2 separate regions of the Homo sapiens genome follow, and region 1 is linked to region 2. Evidence: read pairs that join two places in POLR2A ChIA-PET (ENCODE). Cell type or tissue: PC-9. All regions are shown on one strand. Each heading gives the region's core, and the rest is flanking DNA. Links, peaks and the distances in the headings are about the cores only.

Region 1 (12,028 bases), core at 3,080-11,079, 92 kb before region 2:
TGGTTACCATGGTCTTGGGCAGCTCTGCAGGGTACAGCCTCCCTCTTGGCTGTCTTCACGGGCTGGTATTGTCTGCAGCTTTTCCAGGCACACGGTGCAAGCTGTCAGTGGATCTACCATTCTGGGGTCTAGAGGACGGTGACCTTCTTCTCATAGCTCTACTAGGTGGTGCCCCAGTAGGGACTTTGTGTGGGGGCTCCAACCCCACATTTCCCTTCCACACTGCCCTAGCAGAGGTTGTCCATGAGAGCCCTGCCCCACAGCAAAGTATTGTCTGAACATCCAGGCATTTCCGTATATCCTCTGAAATCTAGGTGGAGGTTCCCAAACCTCAGTTCTTCACTTCTGTGCACCCAGAGTCTCAACACCACGTGGAAGCTGCCAAGGCTTGGAGATTGCTCCCTCTGAAGCCATGGCCCAAACTGTACCTTGGCCCCTTTCAGTCACAACTGGAGCGGCTGGGACACAAGGCACCAAATTCCTAAACTGCACACAGCATGTGGACCCTGGGCCTGGCCCATGAAGCCATTTTTTCCTTGTAGGCCTCTGGGCCTGTGATGGGAGGGGCTTCTCTGAAGACCTCTGACATGCTCTAGAGACAGTCTCCATTTTCCCCATTGTCTTAGGGATTAACATGCAGCTCCTCGTTACTTAGGCAAATTTCTGCACCCAGCTTGAATTTTTCCTCAGAAAATGGGATTTCCTTTTTTTTTTTTTTTTTTTTTTGAGATGGAGTTTCACTCTTGTCACCCAGGCCGGAGTACAGTGGCGTGATCTCGGCTCACTGCAACCTCTGCCTCCCAGGTTCAAGTGATTCTCCTGTCTCAGCCTCCCGAGTAGCTGGGACTACAGGTGCCTGCCACCATGCCCAGCTAATTTTTGTATTTTTAGTAGAGATGGGGTTTCCCCATGTTGGCCAGGCTGGTCTCAAACTCCTGACCTCCCGTAATCCACCCATCTCAGCCTCCCAAAATGCTGGGATTACAGGCGTGAGCCACCGTGCCTGGCCAATTTTCTGAACTTTCATGTTCGACTTTCCTTATAAAACGGAATGCTTTTAGCAGCACCCAAGTCACCTCTTGAAGGCTTTGCTGCTTAGAAATTTCTTCTGCCAGATACCCTCAATCATCCCTCTCAAGTTGAAAGCTCCACAAATCTCTAGGGCAGGGGCAAAATGCCGCCAGTCTCTTTGCTAAAACAACAAGAGCCACCTTTGCCCCAGTTCCCAACAAGTTCCTCATTTCCATCTGAGACCGCTGCAGCCTGGACTTTATTGTCCATATCCTTATCAGCAATTTGTCAAAGCCATTTCACAAGTCTCTAGGAAGTTCCAAACTTTCCCACATTCTCCCGTCTATTTCTGAGCCTTGAGTTCCAACCTCTGCCTGTTACCCAGTTCCAAAGTTGCTTCCGTGCCAAGACCAGCTTGATCAGGGAGACCCTAACCCAGAGGCACTAGAGGAATTAAAGACACACACACAGAAATAGAGCGGTGTGAAGTGGGAAATCGGGGGTCTCACAGCCTTCAGAGCTGAGAGCCCTAAACAGAGATTTACCCACGTATTTATTAACAGCAAGTCAGTCATTAGCATTGTTTCCGTAGATACTAGATTAACTACAAGTATCCCTTATGGGAGATAAAGGGATGGGTTTGGCTAGTTATCTGCAACAGGAGCATATCCTTAAGGCACAGATCGCTCGTGCTACTGTTTGTGGTTTAAGAACGCCTTTAAGCAGTCTTCCGCCCTGGGTGGGCCTGGTGTTCCTTGCCCTCATTCCGGTACACCCACAACCTTCCAGCATGGGCGTCATGGCCATCATGAACATGTCACAGTGCTGCAGAGAGTTTTTTTTATGGCCAGTTTTGGGGCCAGTTTAATGGCCAGATTTTGGGGTGGGGGTGGGAATCACGGGAGTTACAATTCAAGATGAGATTTGGATGGGGACACAGCCAAACCGTATCAGATAGTTGGAAAGTAATGGTTTCTGCCTTTTAGCGGCAGCCTTCAGGGATTTGCTCTGTTGTATTAACCAGAAGAACCTGGGAGCACTGATTCCACACCGGGTCTGGGGACAGGCAGAGGTGGAGAGCAGAGCTTCCCTGGAGATTCTCGGGCCTCATCACCCCCGTCTCTCCTGGCACAGATGGGAAAACACAGGCCTCCCGGGCTGGTGGGAAGATCCAAAAAGTCAGAGTCACCACGGGGAAGTGGGAAGGGGGTCTGCAGGGACTGTGAGGTTTTGGTTTACCAAAGATAGCATGGGCCTCCCAGGCTGAGAAAGGCTTTCCTAAAGCACGCAGTGACGGCCTGTGCTGTCCCACACTTCAGCACAATAAGAAGTGGGGAGGGCCGCACTATCCACTGGCACGGGGCCTTGTCAACCAGGTTCTCCCCTCTTGTTGCAGGTTCTGCCTGGAGCACCGACACCTCAGGAAGAACCAGCAGCTGGCTCGTTCTTCGAAACCTCACTCCCCAGGTGCAATATGGTGCCCCTGCATCACTGAGCATGATCCAGGGAGGGTTCCCGCTTGGCCCCCAATGCAGATGAGGCTGTCTGGTGGGGCAGGATAGTTGGGGGTTCTTGGTCAGGGTCCATAAGTGACGCTGCATGGGAGGAGATGAGCAAGTGCCAGGATTGGCTCCAGCAGCGGCAGCAGATGGGGCCCAGGGGCCTCTTTTAACCATGTTCCTGGTGAATTGTTTGTTTCCCCACCAGAGGCTGGAAAAGTGTGCTCTGTAAATAGAATTGTTTATTTTACAACTAGCCATTCAAGAGTGGTTGGGCCTGGCTGGGCGCAGTAGCTCATGCCTGTAATCCCAGCACTTTGGGAGGCCGAGGCCAGGGATCACCTGAGCCCAAGAGTTGGAGACCAGCCTGGGCAACATAGCAAGACCCCATGTGTGTATTTTTATAACATTTTTTAAAAGAGTCGTTTGGCCACATCAGACTGTGGGGCTAGCCAGTCCCTTCCCGGGACCCAGGCCACACCCACCTGCACGTCTCCCAAGTCTGTTGTCAGCAGCTGGACCCAGGTGCCTTTTGCAAACCAGAGGCTCTGTGCGACGTGCTCTGGTGAAAGGAGAGCAGAATTCAAAATGGGGTTTTTCTCCTTCCTCTGATTAGCCTAACTTATAAAATGTAACTGAAGCATCCAAGTTTTTAGTTACACGTTTGGCCACAGAGATATAAAACGTTAATGTTGTAAAACCACATATTATTAGGCCTTTTAAAGAAAAACATTCCTAGTGTTTAGTGTATCCAATTTCATACGTTTTTTCTTTGGAAGGCTGTAGTGAAAGAAATCAGAAGAAAGCTCATTCATGTCCCTGTGCTTCCTCTATCAGATTGATGGTTCTACACTGCGGACATTGTGTTTGCAACATGGGCCTCTTATCACATTCCACCTGAATCTGACTCAAGGCAATGCTGTGGTCCGGTACAGCTCCAAGGAGGAGGCTGCCAAGGCCCAGAAGTCTCTGCACATGTATGTTTTCTCACAGCCACCTCAGCGCTCCAAGTAGCTCCCCATCCCCCAGAGCATTAGGTTAGGGGTGTTGCAGGGGTGTCCTGAGCCACCATAGCAGAATCCCACAGGCTGGCCACCCTCCCACTTCTGGAGGCTGGAAGTCTGATACCCAAGATGAAGGTGTGGGCAGGGCTGGTTTCTCCTGAGGCCTCTCTCCTTGGCTGTAGACAGCTGCCTTCTCCCTCTGTTCTTATATGGTCGTCTCTTTGTGCATGTCTGTGCCGTAATCTCTCCTTATAAGGACACCAGTCCTGTTGGACTAGGGCCTACCCATGTGACCTCATCTAACTAACTTAATTCCCGCCTTAAAGACCCCATCTCCAAACGTAGTCACATGGGGAGGTACTGGGTGTTAGGACTTCAACAAAGGAATTGGGGAAAGGCGACACAGGTCAGTTCCTCACAGGTATCTTGGGACTTACTGGTTTTTTTCTGCTGCTGAGTTGCTGTGTCTACTCCCTCCCTGTGACACATTCCTACACAGGGCCCAGCAGTGGTCCTCACAGCCAACCCTTCACCCTAGTGAAAGGTTGCTTTTGATAGAAGTACGAGTAGACCTGATCAGTAACATCACTTGAGACGTTGGAACCTAGAAATTAGTCATTCCTGTTTTTAGCCCAGGATGCAAATGACACTGACCCTAAACGAGCCCACATTTAATGATCTGTTCACGCACTTGAAGATGTACTCTGTGTACCAGTACGATGTTGCCACTAGAAGTCTGAACTGAGCAAAACATTCACAGTCTGGGTTTGGAAATAGCAGTGGCAAAACAGAAGCCACAGGATGGCTTCCATGTGGGGCCGTTCCCAATACAGAGAAAGCCAGTGCCACGAACTCAGCAGGACTTGGGGTGGCCCTGTTCACGTGCCCCATCTTGCTGTTGCAGGTGCGTCCTGGGAAACACTACCATCCTGGCCGAGTTCGCTGGTGAAGAAGAAGTGAATCGCTTCTTAGCCCAAGGCCAGGCGCTGCCACCCACTTCCAGCTGGCAGTCCAGCAGCGCGTCCAGCCAGCCGCGGCTCAGCGCAGCGGGCAGCTCCCATGGCCTGGTACGCAGCGACGCTGGCCACTGGAACGCCCCGTGCCTGGGTGGCAAGGGGAGCAGTGAGCTGCTGTGGGGCGGGGTGCCCCAGTACTCCAGCAGCCTGTGGGGCCCGCCCAGCGCCGACGACAGCAGGGTGATAGGCAGCCCCACGCCGCTAACCACCCTGCTGCCTGGGGACCTGCTCAGCGGGGAGTCCCTGTAGGCTCTGCCATCATCAGCACCAGGAGAGCCGACCCCTCCCGGGACCCCTCCCGGCTGGGCGGCCCCACAGACCCGCTGGAACCCAGCAGCGGCCGCCCTTTTGAGTACCTCTGTCCAGGACTGAAGACGAACCTTGGCCGCAGTCCTTGCGAACTGTTCGCAAAACAGTGCGGGCTGCGGTGGGTCAGCGTCACATGCTAATGACAGGATGTTCCTCGTAGCTTTTTATTTTGTGCGTCTTATGTTTGTATAGTGTGTTGTCATTTTGATTTTTTTTTTTTTTTTAAGTATAAAAGCTGCTTAGAATAGTTCTATCATGAAGGGCACTTTTCAGATTGTGGGCTGGAAAGGGTTATTTTATCTGTGGGGGAGGGAGGGAGACGTGAAGCCTATTTAAAATGAGCCTGTGACGATTATGCACATGACCAGAGGCGGCCGGTAATCAGGGCAGAGTCTGGTGTGGACCGCCGGGCGCAGAGCGGCTCCGCGGCGGGAGCTGAGCGGAAGGCGCGGGCTGCGATCTGCTCTCTGTTCCCCTGGATCCGCCTATGCACATTACCCTTGTTTCATTACTTTTTCATGTCATTTTTTTATCCCAAAAAATATTTTTTAAAAGTTAAAAAAAGACATATCAAACATGCAAATACTTGAATCCAGCAGGCCAATAGTGAAATGTGAACACTTTCTAATTCTACACTTCCAGGTTGACATCAGTACACAGAAACAGGCTCTAGGAAAAATTTCTAAGTTCATAGCCTACGTGTGTGTATGTGTGCGTGTTGAAACAGAAGTGTGTGTGTGTGTGCATGTGTGGCGCGTGCTCCTGCACGGCGTGCAGTTTTCTGTGTTTGTGTGTTTGAAAGCGTGTGAGGATTTAACTGTGGGTTTTCCCTTGTATTCAGTATACGCTTTTTTTTTGGCGCATTGGTCAAACGGTTGTTATTATTAGCTTCTAACTTTGCACTGAGTGTCCTCGCCCTTCCTTTAGCTAATCCTATACATTACAGAGAATTCCTAGGACAGGGCTGGCGACAATTCATGTGTAAATGTTTACTCAAGGACTCTGTGACTGCGTTTAAAAAGTACAGTGTATATCTCTGGAGAAATAACATGTATACCTACCTTTAGCAGCTTTTTATTGTGGACTAATGCAAGAAAATTATTACCAGAGTATTGCACCATTTTTCCATTTGGAATATAAAGTTAAAGAGAAAAAAAAAAAAAACTGTTGTTGAACTGTGGCCATAGATACTTGTAAAGAATGGATGGTTCCGTGGAAGGAACAGAAACAAGCACTTGGGCGTGGGTTGTGACTGCTTTTGGGGGAGCCTGGGGTTTGGGCTCCCACCTGTTTACAGACCTTTTTTTCTCCTTCAGACTTTAAAATTTTAAAAATTTAAAAAGGAATTAAAAAAAAAAAAAGACTTCCGTCGTAAAGAAACCTATTTTCAGAATGCAGATGCGTTCCTTCAGAGCTCTGGGACGGGACAGTGTTGTTCCCTCGGCCATCGTCGTGGACTCTGTCGATTGCTTTCGCCCCTTCGTCAAGGTGACAGGCGTTGTGGCCACTGTCTTGCACATGCCGGACGCGCTCTCAGGAAAGCCAGGGCTCCCGAGGGCAGCTCCACACCATTTCATGTATTTTTAAACCCAACTCCTAGCACTGAAGATGTTATTTAAAAAAAAAAAAAACAAAACAAAACAAAAAAATGAAAAAAAAGAAAAAGAGGAAAAAAAAACACAAAGAAGAAAAATACCTAATCTCTAATGTGTAGCAGTTACATATTTACCAAATAATGGACTCAAAAGAAATAGATGTTTGAAGAGTGCTTTATATATTAAAAATTGCTTTATGTTTTAAAAATGATCAATGTTTTGATTGTTTTGCAAGGAAGAAAGACAATGGAATAACATACCTTCAAGTATGTTTTAAAAAATATATATATGAACATTGTGCTCCCTGCCTGCTTGATCAGGAAACTTGTGCATTACATTTTTTTAATTAGCTTTTTAATGGTTTTATCAAAACAAAAAAAATACAAAAAAAAAAAAAAAAGTCCTGCAAGACTGCAGATCCACAAAAGCTGGTTTTATAGAGGATCATGAACTATGCACAAACTGGGTTCAAGACTTTTTTTCTCAAGTTTAGTAGGATATTTAGAAAAACCAACCTTCCTCAGAGTGACTGCATCTCATTGCCATTACATGCGTTCTATATATTCGATGGACATACACCTGCGTATGTATATCCAATATGTGTGCGTGTGAGCATGCGTGTGCGTATGTGCGTCCGACATACCACTTCCCGTGCTGCCGGCGAGCATTGAGTTGTAGAAAAACTGTTGTTTTAAAATTGGGGATGGAAGTCAAGAATATGTTTGTTTGTTTTTGGGTTTTGTTGGGTTTGAGGGGTTTTTTGTTTGTTTGTTTTTTGTTTTTTTTACCTTTTATTTTGAACTTAATATGTCTGTAACTCTGAGATTAAACAACAAGTTCGTGGCTCTTAATGTTTTCCTCATAGAATGTGACTGTTGAAGAACATGCATCGAAAGTTGCTTTCGAAAGTACAACGCTTTATTGAATCTTAATAAATTGCAATTTTTTTCTTGGCTGTTCAAAGTAATGTGTTTTTCATTTTTCAAAAGACACTATGGATGTCTACTTTGCACGCTGCGATTGGGAGAGCTGTCCCGCTGCATGCGTTCCCTCTGTAATTTCCTCAGAGCTCACATACGTACCTCTCTCACGAGTGAACTCAGATTTTCCATTGTTTTGCTTTATTCTATCATTTGCTTTGTGGTTTTGCTGTAAATATTGAAATCTTAATCATCATCGAGAGGCACAGCCAAGCTTTCCAGCTCTCCACCCCCGTGGCCCATCCAAGTCTGTTCATCTGGTAACTTCTGTTGTCTGGGACGGCAGCAAGAAGATGCCGGGGCTTGCCTGGAGTCCTGGCAGAGGAGTGCCACTCACTTTTGCCTAGGGTCCAGTTGGGGCTTAAAAAATATTTGGAGAGAAGAGTAATGAGGATTTTTTGTGTTTCCTAGACATTTTATGCATCTATTTTTGTAAAATCACCTTCGCTAACTTTCACCAAGCACTTTGAGCACAGTGGAACTTCAGAAGCACAACCAGCCTAACCCCAGAATCTCAGGTGGCACAGCTAGAAATTGAGTCCCTTCCTAGGACACTGGCCGTGGCCTTCAGGGTGACCAGTCAGTGCCACCGGGTTGGCATTGGTGTTACAGACAGGCCTCTGAAGACAAACCGAGCACCCCAGCGGCCCCTCAAACTAAGCAAGGATCTTTTTTCTGTCTGCGCTCCCTGGGGCAAGGTCAAAGGTGGACCCGCCCACTGTGGGTCAATTCCTTCGAAAAGATGGGACCCGCACCCCCGCCACAGGCTGGCCCCCCCCCACCCATGGGGAAGGTGGTGTGCTGCTGGCTCTGACCATACTCTTTTGGAAATTGAGAAGGAAAGCATTGAGTGGGACCTAATCCGGAGAAGAAATTAAAGACCAGAAAAAGAAGGAAGCTGGGAATGAAACTCAAAATGCACTTGAACCTGGAAGCGGCAACCCTCAGCTCTGCGCGGCCGAGCCTCAGCAAGAGTTCGTTTTGTGCCTGAGTTACTACTACAGGGGCAAACTGTACCCGTGCCTGTGCGCTGGGAGAACAAGGTCAGCGCCCAAGGGTGTGCAAAGGATGTGGCAGGCTTCATGGAGGAGGTGGCATTTGCCCTGGGCCTGGGAGACCAGGTTGGATTTTGACAGACTGGGAACTCGGGGGACAGGAGGGCAGCACAGTGTAAGCTAAAGCCCTGTGTAGGGACCCCACGCAAAGACCTCGTGGGCCTGGGTGTCCAGGGCACCATTTCCACCCATGGGTGAAAAAGAGGCTTGAGGAAGACAACAGGTTCTTCACCTGCATCTGTGGATATATATTTTTTTAAGTTTATTAAATTTTTTTTTAAATGGCAGTTTCAGACCTGCCCTTTGTGGTTTGTGTTTTTGTTTGTTAATACAGGGTCTCTGTCTCCCACGCTGGAGTGCAGTGATGTAATCTCGGCTCACTGCAACCTTGACCTCAAGGTTAAGCTCCAGCGATCTTCCGACCTCAGCCTCCCAAGTAGCTGGGACCACAGGCATGCATGCGCCACCCCACCCAGCTCATTTCATTTTTTATTTTTGTAGAGATAGGGTCTCACCATGTTGCCCAGGCTGATCTCGAACTGCTGGGAATACAGGCATGAGCCAGGTGCCCAGCCTTTGTTGTTGTTGTTGTTGCTGCTATTTTGGCAACATCACGGCAGAACGGTAAAGGCAGAAAGCACAGTGCCCAGCAGCTAGCAGTGTGGCGTGCCAAGAAGGCTGTTCCAATGGGGGAGAAGCCAGCAGACACAGAGGCATCATGGCGAGCCCCGACTGAGTGTTCAGTGAAGAGGGAAAACAGAGACAGTGGGGCATCCCGAGAAGATCCTCTGCAGGAGTGCGGTGTCTACGGATGGACCAAGAAAACCTACGCAGGATCCACGTGGAAACAAAGCTGCTTAGCTCTGCATATCAGTGCTTCTCGGCGGAGCTGTGGCTGATGGGCTCCTGGTGCAGGACTGGCCCCTGAACAGCACAAGTGTAGTATGCCTGGGCCCCAGGTCATCATGAAAACCAGAAGCAGACACTCAGGAGGCTGAGGCGGGAGGATCACCTGAGCCCAGGAGGTCGAGGCTGCAGTGAGCTGTGATCGTGCCACTGTGCTCCGGGATGGGCAACAGAAAGACCCCATCTCAAAAAAGCAGAAGCACATTTCCGAAGCCCCCCAAGCCCACGGGCGTGAGTGCATGCATGCGTTTGTGACAGCCTGGTGCTCGGATGGGCCCAGAGCAGGGGTTCTCAACCTTGGCCCATTAGAATTACCTGAAAATTTTTAAGATAATTCACATCCGGCCAGGCATGGTGGCTCATGCCTGTAATCCCAGCACTTTGGGAGTCCGAGGCGGGCGGATCACCTGAGGTCAGGAGTTCAAGACCAGCCTGAGCAACATGGAGAAACCCTGTCTCTACTAAAAATACAAAATTAGCTGGGCATGGTAGCACATGCCTGTAATCCCAGCTACTTGGGAAGCTGAGGCAGGAGAATGGCTTGAACCCAGTAGGCGGAGGTTGCGGTGAGCCAAGATCGTCCCGTTGCACTCCAGCCTGGGGAACAAGAGTGAAACTCCATTCCAAGAAAAAAAAAAAAAATTCACATCCAAAATTTTAAAGATAATTCAAATCCAAATCAACTCAATCAGAATCTCTCGGGGTGGGCCTCAGGCACCAGTGTTTTTTTGTTTGTTGGGACAGGGTCTTGCCATTGCCCGTGCTGGATTCAAAACACCTGGGCTCGGCAGGTGTTGTGGTTCATGTCTGTAATCCCAGCACTTTGGGAGGCCGAGGCGGGCAGATCACTTGAGGTCAGGAGATCTTGACCAGCCTGACCATCATGGTGAAACCCCATCTCTACTAAAAATACGAAGATCAGCCAGGCCTGGTTGTATGCACCTGTAATCCCAGCTACTTGGGAGGCTGAGGCAGTGAGCCGAGATCATGGAACTGCACTCCAGCCTGGGCAAGAGCAAGACTCTGAAAAAGCAAATAAACCGAAACTCTTGGGCTCAAGCAATCCTCCGCCTCAGCCTCTGGAGCAGCTGCAATTACAGACAGGCGCCACCACCTCCAGCAAGTACCAGTGTTTTTAAAACCTCCCTGGTAGATTCCGTTGTGCAGCCCAGGCCGAGAAGCATCGCGGAGTCTTGTCATTCAGCCTGAAAATAGCATCAAGTTCCCATCCACTCGAACAACAGTTTGTAGATCTTAGGCTGCTCTCATCGAGCAAACATGGCCTCCTTGCAACACCTCAAATGGGTGCCAGGCATGGTACGCAGCACACAAACTGTGTCACTTGATACAGCGGCCCCATGAGGCGAGGAGCTGGGAGGTCACAGAACATGCCCCAGGGCACCCAGGGACACACTGAAGCCCAGGCCTCCAGCACGCAAGGGCTGCTCTGAAGAAATACGGGAGGTCCTCACTGGAGGGTCTGGGGCCACACGGTGGGTCCGGAGACAGAAACGAGGAGAGGACGGGCTCACCCAGCCGTGGGGCCGCGGGCTGGACATCCAGTGGGAGTGGGAAGCCGCCGTCTCAAGGCAGAATTCCCTCTCTGGGACACCTCGGGTTTTGCTCTTAAAGCTTTCAGCTGATAGGATGAGGCCCACCCACATTCTCAAGGATGATCTTTAGGTGAAATCGACTGTAGGTGTTCACCACATTCCAGCAGCACACGATCACAGCAACACCTCGGCCCCTCTCGATGAGATCACTGGGCCCCACAGCCTGGCCTGGTTGACACGAAAGACTGACTAGCACACACGGTAATTCTCCAGAAATATCCAGGCCAAGTTCTTCCACTTTCCTGTCATAAGCAGCTAGTACTGTCCTTTGTGAGGCTGGCAAGATGGGCTCAACAGGTCACAACCAATGATCATGCTGGCAAGCCAGCAGTGGCAGGCGCACGTCCCCAGCCAGAGAGGGACCGTGATGGTTTGGAGGACAGCATCTGCACAGATAGGGGCTGGAAACCCTACGTCGGTCCCTGTGGACTGTCACGTCACTTTCTGGACTGCCCACGCAGCTTCACCCAGCAGCACTCGCACCTGAAGATGCTGCCACAGTTGGCTGCCCAGAATCAGCACCAGCTACTTGCTGAGGCCCAGAAGCACCACTTGGCTCAGATCCACCCAGATGCCAACTCTGTCGGGCCCCTGTGGCAGCACCCAGATGTCTGCAGAGCACAGGAGCATCCCCATGGGATTGGGTGGGCTAGACCCAGCGTGGGGGTCTGCTAGCAGCCAGTGGCATCTCCATCTGGGTCTGACCCTTTTCTGGGCCCATCGCTCTTTGACCATTTCCCCACCTGGGTTCATTCCCCCAATCCCAAGCGCAGCTCCTGCAGGCCTGGAGCCCTGGGCTGTGACAGGCTGGTCCCCACAAGCCTGGAACCCTGCGCCGTGACGGGCTGGTCCCCACAGACCTGGAGCACTGGGGTCATGACGGGCTGGTCCCCGCAGGCCTGGAGCACTGGGGTCATGACGGGCTGGTTCCCGCAGGCCTGGAGCACAGGCTGACGGGCTGGTCCCCACAGACCTGGAGCACTGGGGTCATGACGGGCTGGTCCCCGCAGGCCTGGAGCACAGGCTGACGGGCTGGTCCC
Region 2 (8,000 bases), core at 1-8,000:
CATCTCACTGCAACCTCCACCTCCTGGGTTCAAGCAGTTCTTGTGCCTCAGCTGCCCGAATAGCTGGGATTGCAGATGTGCACCACCACGCCCGGCTAATTTTTGTGTTTTTAGTAGAGACAGGGTTTCGCCATGTTGGCCAGGCTGGTCTCAAACTCCTGGCCTCAGGTGATCCGCCTGCCTCGACCTCCCAAAGTGCTGGGACTACAGGCATGAGTTGCCGCGTGCAGCCCTGCAGTCCTGTTTTTTTTTTTTTTGGGGCGGAGTTTCACTCTTGTTACCCAGGCTGGAGTGCAATGGCGCGATCTCAGCTCACCGCAACCTCTGCCTCCTGGGTTCAAGCAGTTCTCCTGCCTTGGCCTCCCAAGTAGCTGGGATTACAGGCGTGCGCCACCACGTCCAGCTAATTTTGTATTTTTAGTAGAGATGGGGTTTCTCCATGTTGGTCAGGCTGGTCTGGAACTCCCGACCTCAGGTCATCTGCCCGCCTCCCAAAGTGCTGGGATTACAGGCAAGAGCCACCACGCCCGGCCTTGCAGTCCTGTTTTTAATACCATGCACAGCATTATAAATTATTATTATTATTATTATTTTTGTTTTTGAGACGGAGTCTTGCTCTGTCACCCAGGCTGGAGTGCAGTGGCAAGATCTTGGCTCACTGCAAGCTCCGCCTCCCAGGTTCACGCCATTCTCCTGCCTCAGCCACCCAAGTAGCTGGTACTACAGGCGCCCACCACCATGCCCAGCTAATTTTTTGAATAGAGACGGGGTTTCACCGTGTTAGCCAGGATGGTAGCATTAGAAATTATTTCTAACCCAGGCTGGGCTCCATGGCTCATCCCTGTAATCCCAGCACTTTGGGAGGCCAAGGCGGTGGGAATCACTTGAGGTCAAGAGTTCACGGCCAGCCTGGCCAACATAGTGAAACCCCATCTCTACTAAAAACACAAAAAGTAGCCAGGCATGGTGGCGTGCGCCTATAATCTCAGCTACTTGAGAGGCCAAGGCAAGAGAATTGCTTGAACTCAGGAGGCAGAGGTTGCAATGAGCAAAGATTGCACCACTGCACTCTAGCCTGGGTGACAAAGCGAGACCTTGTCTCAGAAAAAAAAGAAAAGAAATTATTTCTACCCAGCCAGGCACAGAGGCTCACGCCTGTAATCCCAGCACTTTGGGAGGCCAGAGGGGGGCAGATCACTTGAGGTCAGGAGTTGGAGACCAGCCTGGCCAACACGACAAAACACCTTCTCTACTGAAAATACAAAAATGAGCCAGGCATAGTGGCACATGCCTGTAATCCCAGCCACCGGGGAGGCTGAAGTGGGAGAATAGCTTGAACCCAGGTTGGGGAGGTTGCAGTGAGTCGAGACCACGCCATTGCACTCCAGCCTGGGCAACAAAGAATGAAACTCCATCTGAAAAAAAAAACCCAGAAATTATTTCTAACCCAAAACAATTGAAAACAGGTACTCAAACAAGCATTTTTACACGCGTGTTCGTAGCACCATTTCCACATAGCCTGAGTTGTAAATAATAGCAATGAAGCTTTTGCTTTAATGAGAAAGGAAGTTTGCCATAAGGTTTGTTCTGGGGTGTCTTGCTGAAGCCCTCCTGTGTTCTTGCCCTGGGGTTCAGGGACTGGAGGGCCCTCTGTGGGGGGCATGAGTCACTTCATTCTCTGTCTCTGCACCCCAGCTGTCCTCTCCTAGAGAGAGGCAATTTCTCTTTCCCGAGGTTAGTAGAGTTTTTTAATATCTGAGAGAGGCTTATGCATGATAATGAACACCTATAGCTGCTTGGTTTTAATGGCCATTCCACTTAGAACATAAATTCCATGATGTTTTTCTTAATCGTAGCACAACTTTAATCTAGTCCATTTATAGGCTTGAGAACTCCTGTGTGAATTAAATCACGACCTTCTGATGAAGCCACTCCGATGAGCCTGTGAGGCACATTGTCTTCACACTGTGCTGGGGCAGGGTTGTTGGCAAACCCCCATGGATGGCAGCCGGCAATGGCCTCACAGTGACAAATGCGTCTGCCTTTTGACCCAGAATTCTACCCCTGAGAGTGCGTCCTACAGATGCTTGCAAGTGGTATGGTAATGGATGTACAAAGCTATTCACAGCAGGGGTGTTTGTGGTAGCATGGCCTGGGAGACAGCCCAGATGGCTTTCAGCAAAGGATTGGTGGCAGGTCTGCAGCCCTGGGGCTTATCAGACACCAACCCTGCTGGCACCTTGATCTTGGACTTCCAGTTTGCAGAACTGTGAGAAAATAAAATTTCCATTAAGTTTCCCCAGTCTGGTATTTTGTTATAGCCGCCCAGGCTGACTCAGACAGGAGCCCAGGATGGATGTGAGCGTGTTATAACCAGCTCACGCTTGTGGCTGTAGGGAGTCCGGGTAGAAGCTGGAAGAGCCTAGAGGGGTGGCTGCTGCCTTCCAGGGAACAGGTCAAAGGGTATCCAACCAGAGTGGTCTCAGTGCAGATGGGGAGGAGACTCTAGACCCAGGACAAGCAGTGGAGGGGGCATCCAAGGATTTCCTGATGATCAGATGTGGTTTGAGAAAGAGAGGGGGCCGGTGGCGCATGCCTGTAATCCCAGACTTTGGGAAACCAAAGCAGGAGGACGCTTGAGCCCAGGAGTTCGAAACCAGCTGGCAACATGCAAGACCTGGTCTCTACAAAAAAATTAAAAATTAGCTGGGTGTGGTGGTGCTTGGGAGGCTAAGGTGGGAGGATCACTTGAGCCCTGGAGTTCGAGAACAGCCTGGGCAACATGGCGAAACCCTGTCCCTACAAAAAATACAAAAGTTAGCCAGGCGTGGTGGCACACGCCTATAGTCTTAGCTACTCTGGTGGCAGAGGTGGGAAGCTTGTTTGAACCTAGGAGGTTAAGGCTGCAGTAAGCCGAGATTGCACCACTACACTCCAGCCTGTGTGACAGAGTGAAACCGTGTCTCAAAAATAAAAAGTGAATTCAGGAGTTCCAGACCAGCCTGGCCAACACCGTGAAAACCCATCTTTACTAAAAATACAAAAATTCGCCTGGGCCAGATGCACTGGCTCGCACCTGTAATCCCAGCACTTTGGGAGGCCAAGGCGGGGATATCACTCAAGGTCAGGAGTTCGAGACCAACCTGGCCAATATGGTGAAACCCCATCTCTACTACAAATACAAAAAAAAAAAAAATTAGCCATGCATGGTGGTGCGTGCCTGTAATCCCAGTTACTTGGGAGGCTGCGGCAGGAGAATCGCTTGAACCCAGGAAGCAGAGGTTGCAGATCACTTGAACCCAGGAAACAGAGGTTGGAGTGAGCGGAGATTGCGCCGTTGCACTCCAGCCTGGGTGACAAGAGCAAAGCTCTGTCTCAAAAAAAAAAAAAAAAAAAATTAGACAGGTGTGGTGGCGCACACCTGTAATCCCAGCTGCTCAGAAGGAGGAGACAGGAGAATCACTTGAACCCCAGAGGCGGAGGTTGCAGTGAGCCAAGATTGCACCAGTGGGCTCCAGCTTGGGCGACAGAGCGAGCCTCTGTCTCAAAAAAACAAAACAAAACAAAACAAAACCAAAACCACACAAGGCTTTTCAGTGAAATGCTCACTCCTCTTCCCTTTCGTGTGCCCAGTTCCCCTGGCCCCCGTCAAGGTGGCCACTGTTCTTCATATGGATATAGACTCCCCCTCCCTTTCATCCAAATGGCCCCGTAGTACACACAGTTCCACCCTGCCAGTTTCACTTAGTATTTCTTGGAGATGTTTCCTCATCTGTACGTAGATAGCTTCTCGTCAGTACGTCAGTACGCAGGGAGCCCTGCAGGGGCAAGTGGTTGGTAACGTGGGTGCTGGCAAAACAGGTTTTGCAACCTCACTGGCGTTCTGCAAAGGCAGCTTCCTGCCTGGATTGGCCCATGGGCAACTTCCCTTTGATTTCCCTCAGCTTTAATCCATCCAGCTGAAGTGGAGACAGCCCGGTTTATGGTTCTGCATTCTGGCATAGACGCAATTCGTACAAGCTCTCAGCCCCATGCTTTTTCTTCCTCTGCCGTGTTTACCCTTCTGGAGTTGCAGAATGAATCACCCACCCGAGGGAAGCACGGTTGTTTTTTTTTTTCTTTTCTTTTTTTTTGAGACAGTCTTGCTCTATTGCCCAGGCTGGAGTGCAGTGGTGCAATCTCGGCTCGCTGCAACCTCTGCTTCCTGGTTCAAGCAATTCTCCTTCCTCAGCCTCCTGAGTAGCTGGGAGTACAGGTGTGCGCCACCACGCCTGGCTAATTTTTGTATTTTTAGTAGAGATGGGGTTTCACCATATTGGCCAGGGTGGTCTCGAATGCCTGACCTTGTGGTCCACCCGCCTCGGCCTCCCAAAGTGCTGGGATTGCAGGTGTGCGCCGCCGCGCCCGGCCAGGCTTTTTTTTCTCTAGGCCTGCTGTGGCCACCAAGGCTGGGGACCAGGGGGCCTCCAGGGACAGGGATCCCAAGTTGCACGTTAATACACGGAGCCCTTTCTGAGATGCAGGTTCTACAGGGAACTGGATTCCACCTCTTTTGGGGAGATCAACCCAGCAGCCCAAGGATCCCCTGATGGTGCCTGAGCACAGCTGTGAGAAGGGGGTATCTGGATCCTTGGGGTGACAGGATGGGAGAGGTGGAGCATGGGCCTGCAGGCTGGCCCCCAGAGGCCTTAGGTCTCTGCTGACTAGCTAGAATTCTGAAAACTGTGTTATGTAAGACGTTTAGCATCTGCAGTGCCAAATAAAGGTGACCCCCACAACGACATAAAAAAAAAAAAAGATATGTCCAAATCCTAACCCTGGGAACCTATGAAAATCCTAACCCTGGGAACCTATGAAGGTATTTCCTTATTTGGTGTGTTTTGTTTTGGTTTGGTTTGGTTTGGTTTGTTTGATACAGAGTCTTGCTCTGTCGCCCAGGCTGGAGTGCAGTGGTGTGATCTCAGCTCACTGCAACCTCTGCCTCCGGGTTCAAGCGATTGTCCTGCCTCAGCCTCCCAAGTAGCTGGGATTACAGGCACGCGCCACCACGCCCAGATAATTTTTGTATTTTTAGTAGAGACAGGGTTTTACCATGTTGGCCGGGATGGTCTCAACTCCTGACCTCAAGTGATCTGCCCGCCTCAGCCTCCCTGTAACCAGCTGGGATTGCAGGTTCCCGGTTGGTATTTCCTTATTTGGAAAGACCATCTTTGTAGGTGTTATTAGCTAAAGTCAAGTCATTCTGGGTTAGGGTGGGCCCTAAATGCCATTGACTGCTATCCTGCTAAGAGACAGAAGAGGGAGGGACACACAGGGAGGGGACCACGTGAAGACGGAGGCAGAGACGGGAAGAGGCAGAGGTGACTGGAGTGACGTAGCCCCAGGCCTTGGAACGCCTGGAGCCACCAGGAGCTGCAGGAGGCAAAAGAGGCATTGGCAGAGTGTGGCAGTGTCCACACCTTAATTTCAGACTTCTGGCCTTTAGAACTGTGAGAGAATCACGTTCTACTGCTGTGAGACACTCAATTTGCAGTACTTTGTTACAGCTGCCCTGGTAAACAAATGCAATATTTATTTTCAGCAAAGCAGGGAGTTCCTGCAAAGATGACTAGACCAGGTTCCTTCTCCCAAGAGCGCAGTGTCCTAGCTGTGAATACTAGGAGTGCGTTGCTGCGGTGGGAGGGGAGGCAGGGTTTACTGACTGATCATTCCCAGTGGTCTGGATGCTCTCTTTCTTTCTTTCCTTTCTTTCGAGACAGAATCTCGCTCTGTCACCCAAGCTGGAGTGCAGTGGTGCAATCTCAGCTCACTGCAGCTTCTGCCTCCCAGGTTCAAGTAATCCTCCCACTTCAGCCTCCCGAGTAGCCGGAATTATAGGTGTCCACCACCACGTCCAGATAACTTTTTTTTTAATTTTTAGAAAATATAGGCTAAGGCACGAGAATTGCTGGAACCCAGGAGGCAGAAGTTGCAGTGAGCCAAGATGGCACCACTGCACTCCAGCCTGGGTGACAGAGCAAGACTCCGTCGCAAAAAAAAAAAAACGATGAATGCTAGGATAAAAAATAAAGCAAGAGGCCAGGCACAGTGGCTCATGCCTGTAATCCCAGCACTTTGGGAGGCCGAGGTGGATGGATCATCTGAGGTTGAGCTCGAGACCAGCCTCGCCAATACAGTGAAACCCCGTCTCTACTAAAAATACAAAAATTAGCCAGGTGTGGTGGCACGGGCCCATAATCCCAGCTACTCAGGAGGCTGAGGCTGGAGGATTGCTTGGCGCCGGGAGTTTGAGACTGTAGTATGCTTTGATTGCACCTGTGAATAGCCACTGTACTCCAGCCTGGGCAATATAGTGAGACCCTGTCCTTTAAAACAAAAAAGTATAGCGCACATAATAAGTGTGTAGTAAAGTCGTGCTGAAAAGGGTCCTCGCAGAACCACAGTTCACTTGTTGACAGACGTCAGGACTGGCAGTCTTTTTTTTTTGAGTTGGCGTCTCGCTCTGTCCCCCAGGCTAGAGTGCAGTGGCGTGATCTCAGCTCACTGCAAGCTCCACCTCCCGGATTCACGCCATTCTCCTGCCTCAGCCTCCTGAGTAGCTGGGACTACAGGCACCTGCCACCACGCCTGGCTAATTTTTTGTATTTTTAGTAGAGACAGGGTTTCACCATGTTAGCCAGGGTGGTCTCGATCTCCTGACCTCGTGATCCACCCGCCTCGGCCTCCCAGAGTGCTGGGATTATAGGCGTGAGCCACTGCACCCAGCCTGGCAGTCCTCTTTCGATGGGAGGTGCTCAGAGCTGAAGCTCAACACGCCAACTTAAGGGAGCTTTCAGCTGGAATGTTTCTACCTGAGCTGAAATAGAAATTGCCGCCACCTGGCTGGGCACAGTGGCTCATGCCTGTAATCCCAGCACTTTGGGAGGCCAAGGTGGGTGGATCACGAGGTCAGGAGTTCAAGACCAGCCTGGCCAACAACCCTGTCTCTACTAAAAAATATATATATATATATAAAAATTAGCTGGGCATAGTGGCGTGCACCTGTAGTCCCAGCTACTTGGGAGGCTGAGGCAGGAGAATCGCTTGAACCGGGGAGGTGGAGATTGCAGTGAGCCGAGATCGCGCCACTGCACTCCAGCTTGGGCAACAGAGTGAGACTTCGTCTCAAAAAAAAGAAAAGAAAAATTTCTACCACCTGAGCTTGTGCTGACAGCGACTTGTCCATTTCTGAGACAGCCACCACAAGGGCCCGGGCCACCAGGAAGAGCCTGCTGCATGTCCCCTATGGAGACGGCGAAGGGGAGAAAGTGGACATTTACTTCCCCGACGAGTCGTCTGAAGGTTGTCGGTGAAGGGGCTGGGGGTCCCGGGGCTTGGGGGTCCAGTGGCAGAGCTCAGCAGGGCGGGCCTTGCTCACACGCCCTGTGCTTGGTTTTGCAGCCTTGCCTTTCTTCCTGTTCTTTCACGGAGGATACTGGCAGAGCGGAAGGTGAGTCGGGGGATGTGGATGGTGGACTGCAAGAGAGATTCCACTTTCCCTGGGGGACTCCTCCTCCAGGGCTGCCGCAACCAAACTGCCACAAGCTGGGCACTCCTTGCAGGGCTGTGTCTCACAGCGCTGGAGAACGGAAGTCTCAAGTCAAATGTGGGCAGGGTTCCTAGGGAGGGTCCTTCCTGCCTTCTCCAGCTTCTGGTGGCCTTAGACAGCCCTTAGCTTGTGTCTGCATAGCTCCAGCCTCTGCCTCCATTCACATGTGATCCTGGTGTTCCTGGGTCTCAAATCTTCCTCTCTCTTTTTTTTTTTTTTTTTTTTTTTTTGAGACAGAGTCTCACTCTAACCCAGACTGGAACGCAGTGGTGCGACCTCAGCTCACTGCAACTTCTGCCTCCCGGGCTCAAGCAATTCTTCTGCCTCAGCCTCCCAAGTAGCTGGGATTACAGGTGCACGCCACCACACCCAGCTAATTTTTGTATTTTTAGTAGAGACAGGGTTTTACCAT

What was found. ChIA-PET counts read pairs that join two places held together with the same protein. Peaks named below come from ENCODE experiments on the same cell type or tissue, not always from the same donor. Only the 100,000 strongest peaks of a DNase experiment are listed, where the experiment ranks them.
Region 1: POLR2A ChIA-PET joins it to region 2 with 12 read pairs; 14 of 35 experiments call an interaction of 5 or more read pairs at or near these places.

The regions. Positions count from the first base shown.
Region 1 is chr17:78,100,067-78,112,094 of GRCh38, forward strand. It overlaps TNRC6C (trinucleotide repeat containing adaptor 6C), which reads left to right. Exons shown (of 23, transcript NM_001142640.2): 21 at 2,408-2,478; 22 at 3,348-3,487; 23 at 4,419-8,756. The coding sequence ends at 4,779. It overlaps TMC6 (transmembrane channel like 6), which reads right to left. Exons shown (of 20, transcript NM_001127198.5): 20 at 7,331-12,028. Among named protein-coding and RNA genes, the nearest start is that of TMC6, 23 kb to the right of the region's middle. In PC-9, for the core only: no CTCF peak of the experiment used is centred there; no DNase peak of the experiment used is centred there.
Region 2 is chr17:78,195,263-78,203,262 of GRCh38, forward strand. AFMID (arylformamidase) reads left to right here. Exons shown (of 11, transcript NM_001010982.5): 3 at 7,237-7,341; 4 at 7,441-7,489. Among named protein-coding and RNA genes, the nearest start is that of AFMID, 12 kb to the left of the region's middle. RefSeq lists an enhancer at 3,926-3,985. In PC-9, for the core only: no CTCF peak of the experiment used is centred there; a DNase peak (open chromatin) is centred at 3,869; H3K4me3 peaks cover 361 bases; H3K27ac peaks cover 2,141 bases.